2 separate regions of the Homo sapiens genome follow, and region 2 is linked to region 1. A link is an interaction called in ENCODE POLR2A ChIA-PET data of the cell type or tissue named here. Cell type or tissue: HepG2. All regions are shown on one strand. Each heading gives the region's core, and the rest is flanking DNA. Links, peaks and the distances in the headings are about the cores only.

The links. ChIA-PET counts read pairs that join two places held together with the same protein. Peaks named below come from ENCODE experiments on the same cell type or tissue, not always from the same donor. Only the 100,000 strongest peaks of a DNase experiment are listed, where the experiment ranks them.
Region 2: POLR2A ChIA-PET joins it to region 1 with 5 read pairs; 1 of 35 experiments calls an interaction of 5 or more read pairs at or near these places.

What each region holds. Positions count from the first base shown.
Region 1 is chr10:5,548,807-5,560,206 of GRCh38, forward strand. LOC105376380 (a long non-coding RNA gene) reads right to left here and starts at 3,271. Exons shown (of 4, transcript XR_930611.3): 1 at 3,224-3,271; 2 at 2,195-2,336; 3 at 1,838-2,004; 4 at 812-1,575. RefSeq lists enhancers at 4,695-5,218, 5,219-5,741 and a silencer at 8,945-9,267. In HepG2, for the core only: no CTCF peak of the experiment used is centred there; a DNase peak (open chromatin) is centred at 5,675.
Region 2 is chr10:5,192,256-5,201,569 of GRCh38, forward strand. It overlaps AKR1C4 (aldo-keto reductase family 1 member C4), which reads left to right and starts at 4,582. Exons shown (of 9, transcript NM_001818.5): 1 at 4,582-4,696; 2 at 7,926-8,093. The coding sequence starts at 4,613. RefSeq lists a silencer at 7,698-7,921. In HepG2, for the core only: no CTCF peak of the experiment used is centred there; a DNase peak (open chromatin) is centred at 3,926.

The DNA of each region.
Region 1 (11,400 bases), core at 2,719-7,718:
CAAACTCAGCTCACACCTCCGGCTCTGAGCTGCAGGGTCCACTTGTGGGGAAGGGGAGACAGCCCAGCTCCCTCCCTCCCTCTCCCTTATCCACACACATACACACACTTGCACACACACAAAGACACACATGCACATGCATGCACACACACACTCGTGCACACACACACGCCTCCTGGCATGCCACAGGGAGATAACGCACACAGCCACCTCCCAGTGACCACAGAGCTCTATCTCAGGGTGACGTCACCTCATACACAGCTCCCAGTTCACTCTAAGTGATTCATCGAGGGCGTAAACTCTGAGGGCGATGGAGGCATCAGGGTACAGAGATGAAGTCAGTTTAGTGCCATTTCCTATCCATGGGCTCCCCAGAAGTAAGAGAGAAAGGAAGGAAGGCCTTTTAAAAGTCCACATTGGAGCCAGTGACTTGTGGCTTTCCCTTGCAGAAAAGAAACTTTGGCAACAGCTAGTAGTCATCTTCTCCTGAGCCCGCCAATCTCACAGCCCCCTCCACACACACACACACACACACACACACACACACACACACACACACAGAGCTGCAGCTGCAGCACTGCCTAGCTGGCCCCCAAACACTGTAGCGCTGAACAGACCAAAGATGGAGACACTAACTGTGATCATCATAACCAGTGTGCACTGAACACTCAGCACGTGCCAGGCTATGCTAAGCCCTTTCCATGTGAAAAAGAAATTTCCACTTGATTCCCACGACAACTCAACAAGGTAGGAACTGTTAAAAGAAAACTTTAGACGAATTAAATTTAAATTAATCTAGCAATCAATTGAGTTTCATTTGAAATGAATTGAGTTTAATTAAGCAAAGGATTCATGAAGTGGGCAGCCCTCAGACCAGAAGAGGTTCCAAGGGCTGAGCTCCACTCCACAGTGTGGGCAGGGAGTGTTTATAGACAGAAAATGGAAGTGAGCTGCAGAGACAGCTCATTGGTCACAGCTTGGTTTGCCGTGTTTGAACATGGACTACTCAGCAGCCACCTGCGATTTATAGAAGCTCAGCTGCTGTGATTGGCTAAGACTCGGCTATTTCTTACAAAAGTACACTCCTAAGCTAGGCCTGCAGTTCATTTGCTGCTAAGGTCGCAGTTGGACTCAAAGTGCAGAGGCATCCTCAGACCAAATTTGGTTTAATTTAACCCTACCATTATTCCCATTTTTCAGATGAGGAAAGTAAGGCTCAGAGCTCGGGTAACGCCTCCAAACTCCCACATCTAGTGAGTGGCAGAAGAGCCGTGGCCAAAACCTGCGCTTTCTGGCCGGAAAGCCCAAGCTCTTCCCCGCTCCAGCGTGGAGCTTCTCTGCCATTTGAACCACCTGTGCTCAGATGACTCTCAGCCCTATCCTGCTCTGCTTGGCCGGGCCCAGAGCCCATCCCATTCCATCTCCTCCATCCCCGCTTCCTTCCATGTTGTCCCCTGCAGCTTCTTGTCTGCACCACACTGTGGAGTCCAGCAAGGTGACTCAGGGAAGGGACAGGAGATGCAGCTACCTCCTGGTTCCTGGAAGCTTCTGACATCCCAGGTGGCCTCTGAAGATCTGCAGAATAGGGTGGGTGTGGGAGCCCAGGTGGAGAGAGGCTGTGGTCAGCTGCATAGTATCACCCCCAAAGATGCCCTCCTCCTGATCCCTGGAGCTTGGGAACACGTGACCTCCCTTTGTGGGGGTGATTGGGTTATGAACCTGGATCTGGAGAGATGACCCTGGATTATTGGGTGCACCAGGAGTCATCCCAGAAGCGCCTTATAAGAGGCAGGCAGGACTCAGCGCTGATGGTAAGAGTCAGTGGAGAAAGAAGTACCTTATAAGAGGCAGGCAGGACTCAGCGCTGATGGTAGGAGTCAGTGGAGAAAGAAGCAATGCCAGGAAGGGGCCTCAAGAAGCCAAAGAGGCAGAAAGATTCTCCCCTGAAGGGTCCGGAAGGAACCAGCCCTTCCAGCACCTTGGTTTGGACTTCCGACCTGCAGGCTGCGGGAGCGACATTTGCGTGGTTTAAACCACTGTGTTTGTGGCAATTTGTTGCAGCCACCCCAGGAAACTAGTCCAGAGAGCACACCAGAACCTCGGGGACTTATTGGCGACTATGCTAGGCGGCTGGGGCGGCCTCAGCAAAATGCCCCAGGCTGCCGGCTTGACCAACAGAGACAGATGCACTCACAGTTACCAGCACTGGCAGGGCTGCTTCCTCCAAGGCCTCTGCCCTCAGCTTGCAGATGGCCGCCCCTTTGCTGCCTCCTTGCACGGCCAGTCCTCCAAGCCACCTGCCCCTGGAGTCACCCTCTGGGAGTCCTAATGTCTTCCTGTAAGGACACCCATCAGACTGGCTCAGGGCCCACTCACATGACCTCATTTTAACTTAATTACCTCGGCAAAGACCCTCTTTCCAAACACAGTCACAAACCAGGTGGAACTGGTTTGGGCTTGCCTGGAGAACTGGTTGGGGCAGGCCAGGTGAGAGGTGAAGGAGGGCAGGAGGGTCCCTGAGAGATGGCTCAGCCTAGGAGCAGAAGGACCAGGTCTGAGTGAATCTGTCAGGCCTGGGGTGACTCACCACATTTCTCTTCCAGGCCAGACCTCCGCCGCCGGCCTCATCTCTTAGGCCTAGTGGGGCCTCCAGAAGACAGAACCCCACAGCCTCATCTCTTAGGCCTAGTGGGGTCCCCAGAAGACAGGGGCTGACAGGTGGTCCTGCCTTACAGCAGAGGGGACCAGAAGGCCGCTGTGCAAGGGGCTCAGTGATTTTAACCTAAGCCCGTGTGCTTCACTGCTGGGAATCTGTAAATGACGGCTGGGGGGGGTCTGTGCAGGGACATTAGCAACAGAGACAGGGGCCAAGGAGATGTGGGTACATGCACCTGTCAGGGTCACCCAGGACTCCAGAGCCTGAAGGTCCCCAGCACCACCCAGGCTCTCTAAGGTGCACCTGGCCCAGCTCACATTCCCAAGCCAGCCAAGTGACTCAGAACGCCACCCCCCACCACAGCCTCCCCTCGTTGACCACAGCCTCCCCTCGTTGACCACAGCCTCCTGTCTCCACATGACATCGAAACTGTCTCTTCTCTCCCGGACAGGAGGGGAGGAATCTGCACAGACAAGGGCCAGGGTTCAGACAGAAGACAACGCCCACACCAGCCACTTGGATCCGGAAGATTCCTGTACACACTTGCATGGGTGTAAAATTACTAACCTGGTGGCTAAAGAGGTAAACAGGAGCTCTGAGGTGTCACCCCTGAGGCTGAGGAGGCAAAGGGAAAAGGTTGGGATTCTTCAAACGTGGAAACTTGGAGGTAGGGGCTGTGGGCCTGGGCCCCTAACCTTGAAGGAAGGGGTTCCAGCTGTAAAGTGTCTGAAGTGGGTGCAAGGAAGTTGCATTTGCAAGTGCTGGAGAAGCTGCAAAAAGAGTCAGCCTCTGCCACTGAAAGAAGCCGCTGCTGCGGGGGCGGGGGGTGCCCACAGGGAAGAAACAAACTCTAGGGTGTGGGTTTCTGCTCAGGCTGGGCAAGTATCTTTATGAAAGGGACCTGCATAAAGCGTCCATAAAACCTGCCCCTTTGCATCCTCTAAGCCAGCAGGTTCCCCATGCCTCACCCCTCTTTCCTGAACTCCTCTTCACCCCAATCCCCATTCCTAGCACCCCCTAAGGACAGGCTGTGCCCTGACAACCGTCCATCTCTACCCAGCTGAGACCTCTGTCCAGGGCGATGGTTGCAGGACCATGCAGACACGGAAGTTTGCTGAGATCCCACTCCAACTGCCTGCTCTCAGATTCTGAGTATTTCTCTAGCCCCCTCATAAAAACACAGGTCACTTTCACACTGAAAGTAAAAGATCCCTCCTTAAGTCCTTCATCCTGCATCTCCACCACCCGCCAGGCCCTGCCCTGGCAAAAAGTCTCACAGCCTTTTAAGGTGACCCGAGGACCCAACTCTGTCTCTTTCTCTCCTCTCTGTGCTTCAGCTTGTTTCCTGGCCACCAGCAAGGTCCCTCTTTGGTCTGGGAGGTAGGTGTCTGCAGGACACTGGGAGGATTTAAATACAATGATCAGTGTGGGGCCCCGAGAGGGCCTGAGACAGGATTTCCACTGATTGCCAACGTTCAATACGGACCCCTAGGAGACAAGCAGGAACTCCTGTTCTTATCCACACCTCTGCAGAACGGCGGAGACCACTCAGCCATGAGAGTGGCCTCTACCATTTCAGAGAGTAGCCGAGGAGGGAGCCATCCTCAGCCACTGCTGTGTGGTCGGTGGGCCTGGTTTCCACACGTCACAGAGCCTGGCACCAGACCGGCTAAGCATGGGCCTTCGTGGCACAGGCCCAGGAAGCTTCGAGTCCCAAGATTTAATTTTGTTTTCTGGGCCTTTTGAAAGAAAACGTTGTCATCAATGATTGCTCTCTAGCACGTGTCTGAAGAGCGGCCACCAAAAGGAGCCACTGCTGCAGGGGTGTCCACGCGCGCAGGGAAAGAACGGACTCCAGGGGCTGGGTTTGCTCTTGGAGAATGAGGTCGTCAAAACCTCACTTCGTGGGGAAGTCTGGAAAAGACAGTTTCCTGCTTTGTTCATCGTGGGCAGCAGGAAACGGTGCAGCCTCCAGTGAGAATGATTCCAGGAGGGTGTAATGGGGCGAGGTATGAAGGGGTAGGCAGTGTGGGGAACCACCCACCCGGGCCATGTAGCTGGCACCGTGGTAATTTAAGAGACCTGGAGAGATAGGGGAGGGATGGTCAGGGGACTTGGAAAAGGAGGAAAGAGGTGGGGAGGAGCCCAGCGGGAAGGAGATGCCTCATCACACCCTCCTCCCTCCCAGCCCCACAGGCTCCCACTGGCTGAGCCAGCCAGAGCCAGAGAGCACAAGGTCCCCCACGATGGCCCCCGCCGGTCAGTGTCCTGGGGGAGGAGGGGGTGCACCTGGAGGGGCAACTGGAAGGCACCCAGGACCCCCCAGAACCCCTTGGGCAGCCCCAGCTTGAACTGCAGGGAATCTGCCATTCAAGATGGCTGCTAGAAAATGGCGATTCTACCTCCCAGGTGACTCCAAGGGCTCTTACCCAGAGTCCTGAATAGCCACAGCCCAGCCCAGGAGTCCTAAAAGGAATTCTAGAGTGACCCGGATGGTTGTAAGGGCCTGAGAATGATCTGTGCCGTTCGGCAGAGACCCAAGTGCTCTCGGAGTGACCCAAACCTCAGGGCTGAGAACAGCTCGAGGTTCACCTGGACTTACCCCTGCTCCCCCACAGATCCTCGGTGCACCCTGGGATTTCCACAGCCACGTGGATTTTAAGCCAAATCCAGGATGATCCCATGACACACAGGTCTCAGCTCCCCATGGGGCATTTCTCTCCAAGACCACCTTCCTCCCCAGCTCACCGTCCACGTCTACAGAGCCATGCACCTCCGTGGCAGAGCTGAGTGCACGTGGCACAGAGTCAGGGCTGACATTGAGCAGGGCACCCTTGGTCTCCCCCAAGACCCATCAGAGTGTGCCTGGCACTGCCTTTCAATAAAAAGCCCAGGGTCTGAGCAGGGTGGGGCGTCTCCCCTCCCCCAGCCAGGATGAAGGTCAGAGCTGAATTTGCTCAGTTCAACACCAAAAACAGTCCTGAAGGAAAATGTGTTGAGCTTGGCTGTAAGCCAGGTCGTTAAACATGGATTCTGATCACAGATCGTTTCTGCTAATTAAACAAATATTTTTGCAGAGCTGTCTCGGTTTCCGCTGTTGCCGTTGGCCTAAGTTGCTGGCAAACCATTGGAGCCATGCCCCGAAAGTCAGCTCAGATCAGAGGAGAACACACAGAACTTTTGAAGGAACAGCTAAGACAGGTCTTCCAAACAGAGAGCTCTGTTCAGAGAGAAGGAACAGGCAAGAAAACACCGACACCTCCAGCCCTTACAGTCACCAAGCTGTACTTTCAGATTCCTGCTGACATACACACACACACACACACACACACACACACACACACACTCTCTCTCTCTCTCTCAATCCCTCCCTCTCTCAGAATGCATAGTCCTTCTCCCTGCCTCCATCTCTAAAGCTACACCTGCACACACAAATAAGCATTCTAGCAGTGCAATCACTATTCCAAGTTTGAAGACTCGTGTGTGTGTGTGTGTGTGTGTGTGTGTTTTCCTGCTGAAGTGGAGAGAAAAGGGCCAGACAGGATGGGCCCTGGGTCCCCATGTGACGTACCCCAGCAGGGGTCCTTTGCTCCTTCAAAAATGCAATTATCACAAACTTCCCTCGCCCTGGACCGCGGTTCCAGAGAAACGCCCATGCACATAATGTTTTGGTACAAGTTCAGGGTGTTCGTGAACTTTCTGAAGCCCGCCAAGAGCGCACTGCGAGTTCCAAGTTTAGAATACCAGTCCTGGGGAGTCAGGAAGCGTTTGCAGCCTCTGAACTGTCCGCAGAACTGTCAAGCACCCAAGGCTCGTCCTCTCTCAGCAGCTCCGAAGCCCCCTGGACTGCAAGCACTCAGCACCCAGAGCCTTCCCTGCCATGCCCCAGCCCTGAGGTGTCCTTTCACACTCCGGACCCCCCGGCCTTTCTCAGAAAACGCTCCGTGCTGCGCTGTGTTGTCCCCACTTGTTGCACAAGAGTAGTAGCGACAGCAATGCTGACCAGGCCTGGTTGCACACAGCCCCCTGCCCCAGGTCCAGGGCTGCACCAACACCCCATGCCCGTGGACACATCGGCAATCTTGAACCCCAGACATCTTGTCTATCACTTGAGACAAGGGGATTGCATCAGCAGCTTCACACTCTTTTCCTTTCTTTATGTTTTAGATTTGGAGTCTCTGTCACAGGCACAGGCTGTGGTGAGCCATGATTGTGCCATTGCACGCTGAACAGGCTGGAGTACAGTGGCATGATCATGGCTCACCACAGCCTTGAACTCCTGAGCTTAAGTCATGCTCCTGCCTCTCAGCCTCCTGAGTAGCCGGGACTACAGGCCTGCACCACCACACCAGGCTAATTTTTAGATTTTTTGTAGCAACAGGGTCTCGCTATGTTGCCCATGCTGGTCTCAAACTCCTGGGCTCAAGCAATCCTCCCACCTTGGCCTCCCGAAGTGCTGGGATTACAGGTGTGAGTCACGGCACCTGGCAACACTTTTTTTTAGCCAAGAGCCCTTCCGATGGACTCTCATGAGTTAAGCCAGTCTATAAAGCACAGCCAAGCAGCCAAGCTGCAGTTGAAGAGGGGATGGGAGAAGACCTCCCACCGACCCCCAGGTCTCTGAGAAGCACAGCTGGAAGACTCTGGCCCTCTAGCCCACAGCCTCCTAAATGCCCTGGGCTCAGCCATGTTGTGACACTGGGATTTCTCAGGGACCTCAGACCTACACATCTCCCTCCCAGCCAACCCACCACCCCCATGCCATGCCCAAAACCAACACTCTCCTTGACGAGTTATGCAATCCTTCTTTCCAGATCATTCTGTGGTATGTAATCTAACAAACTAGCCATGCTTAAGGGTTCGGAGGGAGTGACGGGGTTAATGAGCTGGTTCTACCCCTCAAGGAGGATTTTGCACTTGTAATGGGGATCCCCTTACTCCAAGGGAGAACTGCTCAAATATATTTTTTGCATGTTTTTAAATTTCAAAAGTAAGGTGTGATTTTGATAAGCAACGACTATACTATAGAAATACCTTGTTTAGGAGATGAAAATGTCCCCTGCCTCCCCCTCCAAATTCAAGCCTTTTAGGTAAAGCAATACTTGAATGACAGGCACGGTGGCATTTGTGTGCAAGGAGAAGACTGGGTACCACCAAGTCCCGGGGTGGACGCCGACTCCTTCCATGGTTCTGCCTGTGCCGACGCTGCCAGGAATGCTCCCCAGGGGCTCAGGAGTGAAGCTTCGTGGACTCTATGCCTGGCTTCCTGAGCAGGTACAATTCCGAGCACCTCGGGCTGCTCCTCTCTGGCTCCTGCCACCTTCCTGAGACAAAGGGTCAACCCTCAGCTGACCTCGCAAGGGTGGGAACAAAACCATAAAAGGATAAGACATCTCCTGATTAGAAAGTGATGACTGGGCTCGTGAATGCCAGACCATGTGGGGCTGAGTGACAAGCAAGAGCTTCCTCATCACCAGGGGTCAGGGGTCTCTTGGCCATGGGCAGCAGGCACTCATTCCTTCCACACTGTTCTAGGGGAGAAGAAAATAAAAACCAACGCTCCAAGGAGCTTTTGATTTATTAATAGTTGGGCTGGCAAGAAATAAGGACTTAGAGATTCAAAACTTCGATGGCTTCGAGTCCAGGCCACGCGGCTGTGTGGTCTCTGCTGGAACATCCTTGGTGGCGGAAGCTCTGCGCCTGGTGCTGGAGGAGGCCTGAGGATCAGGAGATCTTCCTCCAGGGAGCCCACTCCTCCACCCCTGTGGCATGCAGCACTCACCCCACAGGCTTCTGCCTGGCTGCCCCCATATGGAAGCTTCCAGGGCAAGCCCAGAGGTTCCCTGCTCCCAGCCCTTGGTCCTGCCACTGCACCCAATAAAACATCCCCATCTCACATGAAAACGGCCCTCTGAGGAACCCGGCGTCTTTCCGGAGGGAGGTTCCTCTCTAACACCGGGGCTTCCCTTGGGGTCTGCTCACCCAGGCTTCTATGTCCTCGGCGTGTCCTGTTTTCTGAGCCCAGGGAATCTGGGGGCACGTCAGATCTCAGTGTTGGGGAGCTGCCGCCAAACAATACATCAAAGCCGGTTTCTTTTCAAAGTAGAGGCTGTCTTATTATAATTCAGGGACAAATTCTAACTAAGTTTCCAGAAGGAGGCCCCGGTGTGGAGGGGCCTGTCTCTCCCTGAGCGCCTGCGTCTCCTGGCTCCACCAGGCCTCTCACCAAATGGTGTTTTGCAGCCTCTTTTCCCTTGGGAGGGTCTGGGAGTGGACAGGGCATGTCTTCCCCTTTCCCCGAGGGAAGGGTAGGAAAGGAGTTGCTCTTTGCCCCCGCATTCCAACTACCAGCCAAGGGAGCAGGTCCTGAGACCCCCCGCTGGGCTGCCTGGCTGAGGGGTATCTGTCCCTGAGGCTGCCAGGAGGCTGTGCGACACGTGGCCGGGAAGCTCAGTGCTCCAGGGAAGAGGCCTGAGAGCAGCGCCCCTGGGGGTCTCTGGGCAGAACCAGGAGAACCGGCCAGCGTCACTCAACAGTGTGCCCTGTGGCATGTCGTGGGGAGCGCAAGGGTCCCCGGAGCTGAGTGGGTGCTGCAGAGGAGCTGGGCTCATCGGGAAGGAGGTGGCCGGGGAGGGGCTGGGCTCATCGGGAAGGAGGTGGCCGGGGAAGGGCTGGGCTCATCGGGAAGGAGGTGGCCAGGGTGACCACGGCAGGAAGATGCAGGAGGCACAGAGAGGCCGGAGGGGTCATCTGCCCATCAGGGAATGCTGTGGTGCTGAGGACCCCGTATGCTGCTGGGGGTGTTCCTCCAGAGAACTCACCATTATGTAAATGCAGCCCCCACCCAAGAAAGCTGGCGCCAGCTTCCCAGGGTGAAGGCAGCACCCGGAACCAGCAGCACCATGTCCCCTCACCCTGTCCTCTTTGCTCTGACCCCCAGAGGAGCCTGGGCGGAGGCAGCAGGGGTTAGTCCAGAAGCTAGAAGGGCAAGCGGTGGGGGCAAGGGCACTGCACAGGGCTGGACGCCACCCCCACGCTGCCTCCTTAGCCATTTGCCCCCACCCCTGACTGCAGCCCCAATCCTCCACCACTGGGGAAGGAGTCGGTGCCCTCGGCCACCTTCCTGGAGGCAAGCTGCTGCCCAGGAGGGAGAGGCGAGGCCACTGTCCCCAGGAAGGAGACTCGGCTGCCTTCACACCCTCAAGCTGTGCCAGGGCACAGGAAGAGCACCCACCTATCTGGCAGGTGCACCTCTAAGGTCGCCTTCCTCTGGAGGGCCCCCGACGTCCCCTCAGAGGGAACAGGCTCTCTGGAGCCCGGGTGGTACTGGGCTGCTCCTGAGTAACTGAGCAGACTCAGGAACCCCAGGTCCTGCCCTTCGTCCAGTTCCCAGTTGCCCTGGACAAAGAGTGAGTGTATCTGACACATCAAAAATCCTCCAAAATATTTACTGAATTTAGTTTAAAACAAGGAGTGCACTGTCTGAGGATAGCTCTGGTGTTCTCAGCATCAATTCTCTCCCAAGTCTTCCTTATAGGGGAGACGTGTCCTTGCAAACACAACTCAGCTTTATGAAAGTACGTGGTTTTTTTGCTTATTTTGTTTTTTGAGGCAGAGTGTCTTGCTCTGTCACCCCAGCTGGAGTGCAATGGTGCGACCTCAGCTCACTGCAGCCTTGACCTCCCCGGCTCAAGTGATCCTCCTGCCTCAGCCTCTTGAGTAGCTGGGACCACAGGCATGCACCACCACACCTACCTAATTTGTGTATTTTTTGTAGAGATGGGGTTTCACCGTGTTGCCCAGGCTGGCCTCAAACTTCTGGGCTCAAGAGATCCTCCTGTCTCGGCCTCCCAAAGTGCTGGGATTACTGGTGTGAGCCACCGCGCTCGGCCGGTACACATTTTATTAAAGGCACAAGCTTTTTTATGGGTCTCCCCCTCTACCCAGAATGCCTTGGTGTGTTGCTTCATAAGTTGAGAATAATATGCTGGCAAATATTTTAGAGTGTAGACCCTCCACGCAGGTATGCACCAATCATTGCCGTCTCTGAATGTTTTATCTCTGATTAAGCAGCGTGGATTTTTTTTACTGTTCCCCAAAATACACACTGCCTCGGGGAGCACCCACTATCGGGGTAGCTGAGGGTAACCTGGACCATACAAATATTTAATCAAACTGCACCTCCTGGGAATTCCTAGTGTGGGTGACGCACCCTCCCTCATAATGAAAATCTTTTACCCCGATCCTGCAGTCACACCTCCTCCCACAGACCTCCACATGCAGGCTTTTTCCTTACCACACACATGCTGTCTGGAGAGGAAGCCAAGAGCCCTTCCAGAGAGGAGACTGTGAAGAAACCGAATGTCTAAATAAAGTCAAATCTTCTCTGTGCACCTTGCAATCATCATTCAAAGAACATTGCACACATACCCTCCTGCTCTATATTAAGTACACCTTCCCTGCTGGCTCAAAACAACCCCGAGGCTTGGGGGTAGGCACGGCCATAAATAAAGCGTGCTTTAAGCTGGCTCTAATTTAACTAGAGTCTTTGGCGAGGGGAAATGCAAAGAATATTTAAACAATGACACACAACCAAAACTAACAGGCAGGCCTCAAAGGGGTTCGTCATTTTTTTTCCATCTAAAATTAAATTTCGTGGGTTTTTTTTTTTGCAGAACTTTGACTCAATTGCTTCAGGTTCTTGTCTGAAACATATTTGAGTCCCTCTCTCTTGTCTCTGTCTC
Region 2 (9,314 bases), core at 1,198-6,197, 360 kb before region 1:
ACAAAAACTAACAAATATTGCTATGAACATCTCTGTGCACACAAAATAGAAAACCTGAAGAAAATGATTGAATTTTTGGAAATACACAAGTTCTCAAAATTGAACCAGAAATAAATAGAAATTCTAAACACACCAATAATAAGCAAGCACATTTAATCAGTAAAAGAGCAAGAACAAAAAAATCCCAGGACGAGATGAATTCACAGCCAAATTTTATGAGATGTACAAAGAAGATCCGAAACAAACCTTCCTGAAGCTATTTCATAGTATCCCTCATTATAGGAAACAAGTGTCACCTTGATACCAAAATCAGGCAACAACACGACTAAAAATGAAATCTAAAGGCCGATATCCCTGATGAACATGGATGCAAAAATTCTCAACAAAATACTACCAAACTGAAACAAAGAGCACATCGAAGAGATAATTTATCATGATCAAGTGGGTTTTCTTGCAGGAATAAAGGATGTTTCAACATTCACAAATTAATAAATTTGATTCACCATATAACTAAGATTTAAACAAAAACCATATGATCATCTCAAAAGAGACATAAAGCATTGCATAAAATCCAACATTTCTTTCTCATAAAACCCTTAATAAACTATGTATTGAAGACATATCTCAAAATAATAAGTCTTACATAACAAACCTGCAGCCAACGTCTTCCTGAATAGGAAAATGTTGAAAGCATTCACCCTACGAACTGGCAAAAGACAAGAATGTCCATTGTCACCACTCTTACTTAACATAGAACTGGAGGTCCTCACCAGAAAACCCAGGCAGTAGAAAAAAATAAAAGCCATCCAAGTTGGAAAAGAGAAATTCAAATTATCAATTTTTTTCTGATGACATGATTTTATACCTATCAAACTATAATGACTCCTTCAAAGGACTGCTTGATTGAAAAAAAAAAACTTCAATAAAATTTGAAGATACAAAATCAATGTAGAAAAATCAGTAGCATTTCTATACACCAATAATGTTGAAGCTAAAACCCAATTAATAATTCAGTCCCATTTGCAATAGACAAAAACAGAATAAAATATCTAGATATAAATAAAATTAAGCAGGTGAAAGATCTCTACAAGGAGAAATACAAAATACTGATGAAAAAAATCATGGATGAAACAAGCAAATAAAAAGATTACCATGCTTATGGATTGGGAGAATCAATATCATGAAAATGATCATACTGCCCAAAGCAAACTACTGATTCAATGCAGTTCCTAACAAAGTACCAACATTATTCTTCATATAATTACAAAAAAATCTAAATTTCATAAAAAGGCAATCCTAAGCAAAAGAACAAAGTCACAGGTATCACTTTACCTGACTTCAAATTATACTAACAGACTATAGTAACTAAAATAACATGGTACTGATACAACAGTAGACACGTGGATAAATAAGAATAGAGAACCTAGAAATAAAGCTACATACATACAACAAACTGATCTTTGACAAAGTTAAAGAAAAACAAACAATGAGAAAAGGACACTGTAACCATTAAATGGTATTGAGAAAATTGGCTAGCCAAAGCTGAATAATGAAACTAAACCCCTATCTCTTACCATTGGCAAAGTTAAGTCAACGTGGATTAAGGACCTACAAGGAAAATCTGAAACTATGAATGTCCTAGGAGAAAACCTTGGAAAAACTCTTCTGGACATTGAGCTAGGCCAAGATATAATGATGAAGATGCCAAAAAGGAAATGTAACAAAGACAGATAAATGGGAATTAAACTAAAAAACTTATGGGCAGCAAGAGAAATAATCAACAGAATATCTACAGAATGGGAAAAATATTTTCAAATTTAGGCTCCAACAAAGGACTTTTATTTAGATTCTATAAGGAACTCAAACCAACTCAACAAGTAAAACACAAACAATCCCATTAAAAACTAGGCAGAAGACATGAACAGACATTCATCAAATGAAGACATACAAGCAGCTGACAAATATACAGGAAACTGTTTTTAATAGTCATCAGAAAAATGCAAATTAAAAGCACATTGAGATGTCATCTTGCACCAGTCAGAATGACTATTATTAAAATGTCAAAAAACAACAAATATCAGTGTGGATGTGGAAAGAAGGCAAAATGTGCATATACATACTAATATGCATATATATATATACTAAGTGTACATACGTATACTAAGCATATATGCTTATGGAATACTAAGCATCCACTAAAAAGAGTGAAATTAAGTCCTTTTCAGCAGCATGGATGGAACTAAAGGATATTATTCTAAGTAAACTATCGTACAAGCACAACAAAATACCACATATTCTCATTTATAAGGGGAAGCTAAACAATGTGTACACACGGACATAAACATGGAAATAATAGACATCAAGTACTTCAAAAGGGAGAAAGGTGGAGACAGGGGCAAAGATGACAAAACTTCCTATTGGGTACAATGTTCACTATTTAAGTGATGTGTACACCAGAGGCCCAAACCTCACCAGTATGTAATGTGTCTATATAACAAACCTACACATGTGCCTATTTAATCTAAAATAATTTTTAAGACTTTAATAAGAAATAAAAATCCGAAAGTCTTTCCTTACTAATATCAATGCCTGTAATTCTTCACAGTTTGTCAGTTTATTTTCTTCCTCATAATGAACGCTGTTTTCCTGTTTCTTTGTAGCTTTGTTATTGTTTTTATCGCACATTTGAAAAACAGCCACATTTCATAATCTATATATATTCTGTGTCATGACAATGATCAGCTAATATGCTTGGCATATTCTTAGTCTCGACATCAGCCCTACATGAAAACTTAAGGTCTTCTCAGTTCTTTTCTGAACGTGCATCTGCCTAGACTCTGTGTGCCCTATTTGATTTCTCCAAATACCCAATGGTTTTGAATACCTTATCATGTCAAAAATTCACAGCTCAGCTTCTCCTAAGTGCCATAGATGGCCTATTGTATGTCTCTTCCCCCTAATCTCTTGCCAGTGGCATCTGTGCATCTATAGTCACCCTGCATCTCTACTGAGCCACTCTATAAATAAATGAGTTTATTTTAGTTCATTTCAGATTGTTTTTTGATAATTCCATGGGAGATTTGAGAGCTTTCTAATCTACCATCCTGCTGATGACACTCTGTGTGAAAATTTTTAAATGGCTCTATTATATTCCATTGCTTCAATGTATAGTAATTTACCTAATTATTTTCTTTTATTGTTCCTTTTAGGAAGAAGTGAATAGAAGAAAAGAGGGTGTTGCAAATCAAAAGCACATAGAGATATCATCTTACACCAGTCAGAATGGCTATTCTTAAAATGTCAGACAACAACAGATATTGGTATGGATTCTTCACAGATGTTAATCATCTTCGTTTTTTGTTTTTTGTTTTTTTTTTTTTTTTTGAGACAGTCTTGCTCTGTCGCCCAGGCTGGAGTGCAGTGACCCAATCTTGGCTCACTGCAACCTCTGCCTCCTGAGTTTAAGCAATTGTCTTGCCTCAGCCTCCTGAGTAACTGGGATTACAGGTATCCACTACCACTCCAGACTAATTTTTGTATTTTTCGTAGAGACAAGATTTCACTTGATTGGTCTCAAACTCCTGACCTCAAGTAAACCTACCGCCTTGGCCTTCCAAAGTGCTGGGGTTACAGGCGTGAGCCACTGCCCCCGGCCTAATCATCGTGTTCTAGTCTGCCCTCCAATGGGAGAAACAAGTAAAATTATGCCATGTGAGGATTATTCACCAATTTATTTTAATTACTTTTTTCTTTATAACATTTAATAAGATCACAAATTATATAAAATAGTTATCAGCTTTTTGGGAAGTTACTTTTGCTGGTTTCTTATAAAACTGATGGAAGATACAAACACTATTAAAGAACTGTTTGCATGTTGCAAATGATGTCCAAAGTCCAAACATTGTTAATAATTAATACTCCAATAAACATCATGTCAGAATTTCTGTTTTCTTTTCCCTTTGAACCTTTGCAGGATTGCCACATCATCAGGACCACACCTTCATCAGGAATGAATATTCCTACTACAATTAAAGAAGAAACAAAATTAATTTGTTGGTGAAAAACGTAAAAAGAGAAATTTTCTTTGGTTTTGTTTAATTTCTTTATTGAGGGTCACCACTAAAAAAAAATGCTCACTGGTCATTCTTTTGAATACTGTCTGAGAGAAAGATGTAAGATGGTTGATTATTTCAAATGACAGAAGATAAAGATGGGATATCATCATGGCATGAACAAAAACAAGATTTGTAGCTGGAGGTATTTTATAGTCTAACATGATCACCAATCATTCTATAAACCTGTTGGATGAGTTTATCAGACAGACAGAGAGAGAGATTGATTGATTCTGAATAGAAAATTTCACTTTAGAAAAAAATATTTTGACTATATAATAATGTATGTAAAAATTCTCTTTGATAAGAAACGAGTGAACTGGATTCAATTTTCCTCACAGCCTGTGTAATACACCATCACTTGCTTCCTCCTACATGCCATTGATTAGCCCCAGGGAGCAGTGCAGCACTGCCTGCCCATGTTTTACATAACCCCTGAATATAAATGCCAGATGTTGCTGAAGGAAACAGGATCTGCTTAGTGAAAGAAGTGGCAAGCAATGGATCCCAAATATCAGCGTGTAGAGCTAAATGATGGTCACTTCATGCCCGTATTGGGATTTGGCACCTATGCACCTCCAGAGGTAATAATCACATTTTCAGCATTGAGCATTTAAAAGAGCAAAGCTAGAATAAGTGAACGATGACCTGGGTTGTTCAGCTTTGTGTTTCTGTTACCCTGAGTGACTCACGTGGTCTGTCTTACTGGGCTAGAGCTATTCTATGTTCAAAGAGAAAAGGTAGTCAATGTTTGTTTTGCACTGAGGTCTGTCATATGGTAATTTACTGCTTATTTTTATTTTATACACTGTTTTTATATGCTGTTTCTGTGTATTGCCCAGCTTGGCAGAATATATAAAACTCAACAGTGAAGAACACTGCCTGGCAGTTCCCTTTCTAGGAGATGACTGCAGTGAGAATGGTTTCTCCATTTATTTCTGTGGTTGAAGAAATCTTTTATTCTTCTACTAGACGTGATCAAAAGAAACATTTGTGGTAACAGCACCTAAAGATGGGGTGTATGAAAACTGTTGGGAGAGTACTGCTGAGCTGCCGCGTGGTCTTGAGCATGACACAGTAATACTGGTCCTGGACTTAATACAATGCCCTGCACAACTCTCACCTCTAGGAAAATTATCTGAAAGGAAAAATAACTTTATTCTAAGGAAAACCTAGAACCTCACAAGAAAAATTTTAAATTTTTGGTCCGTGTTAATATGCATCAGATTTGTATCAAAATGATAGGGGTGGCCCTCTGACACGGAAGTGGGCAAAATGGAGACATTTTTTCTAGACTGAGCTATTTCTACACTGGAAGAAAACTTGTATTCCAAGACTACTAAGTGTGTTAATAAGGAGTAGTCACATAAAATTTTTGTCTAAATTTGATCAACTATACGTTGTAAGAATTTACAGAGAAACACCTTGAAGACCATCGACAGGAGTGGTTCACTTTGTAATGCAAATTGGCATGAAGGAGAAGTAAGGAAAAGCACAACACGGAAGCTCTAGCCTTGGTAAACCTTGAGTGCCTGCACAGCAAACAGAGGATCAGGGTTGGCATCAGGGGAAGGTAGTGCAACCTGGCATCTAGTTCCTTTTAATTTCACTAGAAAAAGAAAGCTTCAGAAAAGCTTATATTAAAATAGAAAATTGTTTCATTTACGGTTTTGTCATTTAAAAAATATACCTTTCAAATCTTTATCCAAATTTGGTAGATAAGTCAATAATTTTAAATTTCACTGAAATTATATCGTTTCTAAAAGAGTTGGTCTTATTTTTTAGGGATAAAGCGTACCTTACTAATCTCTCACAGGTCGCAGTTAATTTCTTAGGTATAAATCTACATCCTTGGAATGTATGTCTTTACTCCTAGTATTTAGTTCTGTCATGCACACAGAATGGCTAATGGCTGTGTAGAAAGGAGTTAACACAATAGACTGCCACCCGTAGATGCGCCTGTTTTCAAAGTTGGAGCCTGGCTGGTATCTGAGAAGTTGAATTTCTCACCCCTTCCTAACTGATAAGGGTAGCATCTATAATTAACTGGTTGTACAAAGTGTGGGGTTTCTGTATACCTGCTTTCTTTACAAGACCGGAAGTTTGGTGTGTGCTATACAGACTGGGTCAATTTAACCAGCACCCAGTTAAAATCTTGGGAATTGAGTCTCCAAATAGCATCCCTTGTAGTCAACATTTCCCCTATGTTGCCAAAATGTGATGCTGGAGGAAGTCAGTGTGTTTCCTGAAACATCACTGAGAGACGAATCATAGGAACTTACACCGTATTCTTACCATAATTTCTTCCATGTGCCTTTTTCCATGTGTTAATTTCACTATATTAAAAATAATTAGGAGTGTGTATGCAGTGACTCATGCCTGTAATCCCAGAACTTTGGTAGGCCAAGGCAGGTGGATCCCTTGAGCTCCGGAGTTTGAGCCTGGGTAACATAGGAAATCCCATCTCTACCAAAAATACAAAAACTTAACCAGGCATTATCATGCCTGTCTGTGGTCCTAGCTATTTGGGAGGCCAAGGTGGGAGGATCACTTGAGCCCAAGGTAAAGAAGGTGGGGGTGGGGGCAGATTTTGTAGTGAGCCAAGATTGTCCCACTTCACACCAGCCTGGGTGACAGAGTGAGACTCTGTCTCAAATAATAATAACTATTTATAAGTTGAGTCTTGTTAATTTTTCTAACAAATGACTGAATCTGAGGTTGTTGTTGGGAAACTCCATGCTAGTGATTAACCAGTAACTGCCTGGGACTGAAGAGGTCCAGGGATACCCAATCTTTATTACTAACCAGGAAAGACTTCAGCAAATTGGGATGGGTTTATCACCCCACATATAGAACCAACCCAAGACACGAGGATAATGTGATTTTTGTGAAGGTCAGTGCTGGTGCCTGAACTACTGATAGGGATGTGCTGGGAAGGGAAGAGCGTGGTCCCTTTAAATGATACAGAAAGCGGGAAGGGAAGTGCTGGCTAGAGGAGGACGTGGTCCCTGGCTACGGCTCCACCGCCTCGGACCTAGGTGAGGACAGGCATTTTTGTTTTCCTGCCCAAAAGTTGCATTTCCCAAGACCACCCTGGCCTGCCATGCCCCCATCCTGTGCCTATAAAAACCCCAAATCCTAACAAGGCAGAGACAGAACCGGGTGGACTTTGAGAGGATCACATCGGCAGAGGAATACACAGGTGGCTAGACATCTAGAGAAATGCACCGAAAGGCACCAGTACGCCAGCGGGCCACCTACTGGCAGAAGCAGAATGACGCTGAGTTTGGCTGGGGCAGTCAGAAGACAGTCCAGGCTGCTGAGCAGCCGGACTCTAGGGGAAAACGTTCCTACTCCATCCCCTTCTGACTTCCCCCCAAGCTACCTCCACTCAATGAAACCCTGCACTCATTCACCAAGCCCAGGTGTGATCCGATCCTTCCGGTAAACCAAAGCAAGAACTCAGGATACAGAAAGCCCTCTGTCCTTGCCATAAGGTAGAGGGTCTAATTGAGCTGGTTAACACAAGCCTGTAGATGGCAAAACTTAAAGAACAAAACTAAAAGAGCACCCTGTAACACATGCCCACTGGGGCTTCAGGAGCTGTAAACATCCACACCTAGACACTGTCAACGGGTCATAGTCCCACAACCTGCCCCCATCTGTATGCTCCCCTAGAGGTCTGAGCAGCGGGGGCCTGAAGAAGCGAGCCACACCCCCACTGCACACCCTGTGAGGACAAGGGAACTTTTCCTGTTTCACTACCTCTCAAGCACATTGATCACCAAATACTACCTTTCGTTGCTCCTTCAGGTTCCGAGGAACAGAGCTGTAGAGGTCACCAAATTAGCAATAGAAGCTGGCTTCCGCCATATTGATTCTGCTTATTTATACAATAATGAGGAGCAGGTTGGACTGGCCATCCGAAGCAAGATTGCAGATGGCAGTGTGAAGAGAGAAGACATATTCTACACTTCAAAGGTACTGTGCCTATGATGAGCATGTATGCACATGTGTTTAATGGGATTGTGTGGAGATGACAATTCTGTAACTGGTTCAGTAGTTGTGGGTGAATTGTGCTTATTAGTTCCAATTTATTCACACATATTCAGGTATTAAAGCTAAAATAAAAGGCAGAGAATGATGATGCCTTTCTCATCATTGTTGTGTTCAAATTTACTACTTGAAAGTTACTTTAGGTTTTGAGCCTCAGCTCAGATCAGTATAATTATTTTATGAATTCATATTTTAATTTCAACAGGTTTTGGGGTACAAGTGGATTTTGGTTACATGAATCAATTCTACACTGGTGATTCTGAGATTTAAGTGAAGCTGTCAGGCGATCACTGGACATCGTACTCACTATGTAGGCTTTTATCCCTCACCTCACTCCCAACCTAACCCACACTGAGTCTTGAAAGTTCATTATATAATCTGTATATCTATACATCCTCGTAGCTTAGTTCCCACTTATAAGTGAGAATGTACAGTGTTTGGTTTTCCATTCCTGAATTACTTTACTTAGAATAATGGCCTCAAGCTCCAAGTTCCTGCAAAATATATTATTTCATTCCTTTTTATATATACACTATTCCATGATGTATATATATATATACCACATTTTCATTATTCATGCATTGGTTGATGGGCACTTGGATTGGTTTCATATTTCTACAATTGTGAATCATACTGCTGTAAACATGTGTGGGTATGTGTTTTTTATATATAATGACTTCTTTTCTTTTTGGTAGATACCAGTATTAGGATTGCTGAATCAAATGGTAGATCTACTTTAAGTTCTTTAAGGAATCTCCATACTGTTTTCCATAAAGATTACACTCATTTACATTCCTACCAGCCGTGTAAAAGTGTTCTCTTTTTACTACATTCATGCCAACTTCTACTGTCTTTTCAGCTTTTTAATTATAACCATTCTTGCAGAAGGTGATATCTCATTGTGATTTTAATTTGTACTTCCCTGATTATTAGTTATGTTGAGCATTTTTTCATATGTTCGTTGGCTGTTTGTATACTTCTTTTGAGAAATGTCTATTCATGTTATTTGCCCACTTTTCAACAGGGTTATTTGTTTTTATCTTGGTGACTTGAGTTCCTTGTAGATTCTGGATAATCAGTCCTTTGCTGGATGCATAGTTTGCAAAAACTTTCTTCCATTCTGTAGGTTGTCTGTTTACTCGCATG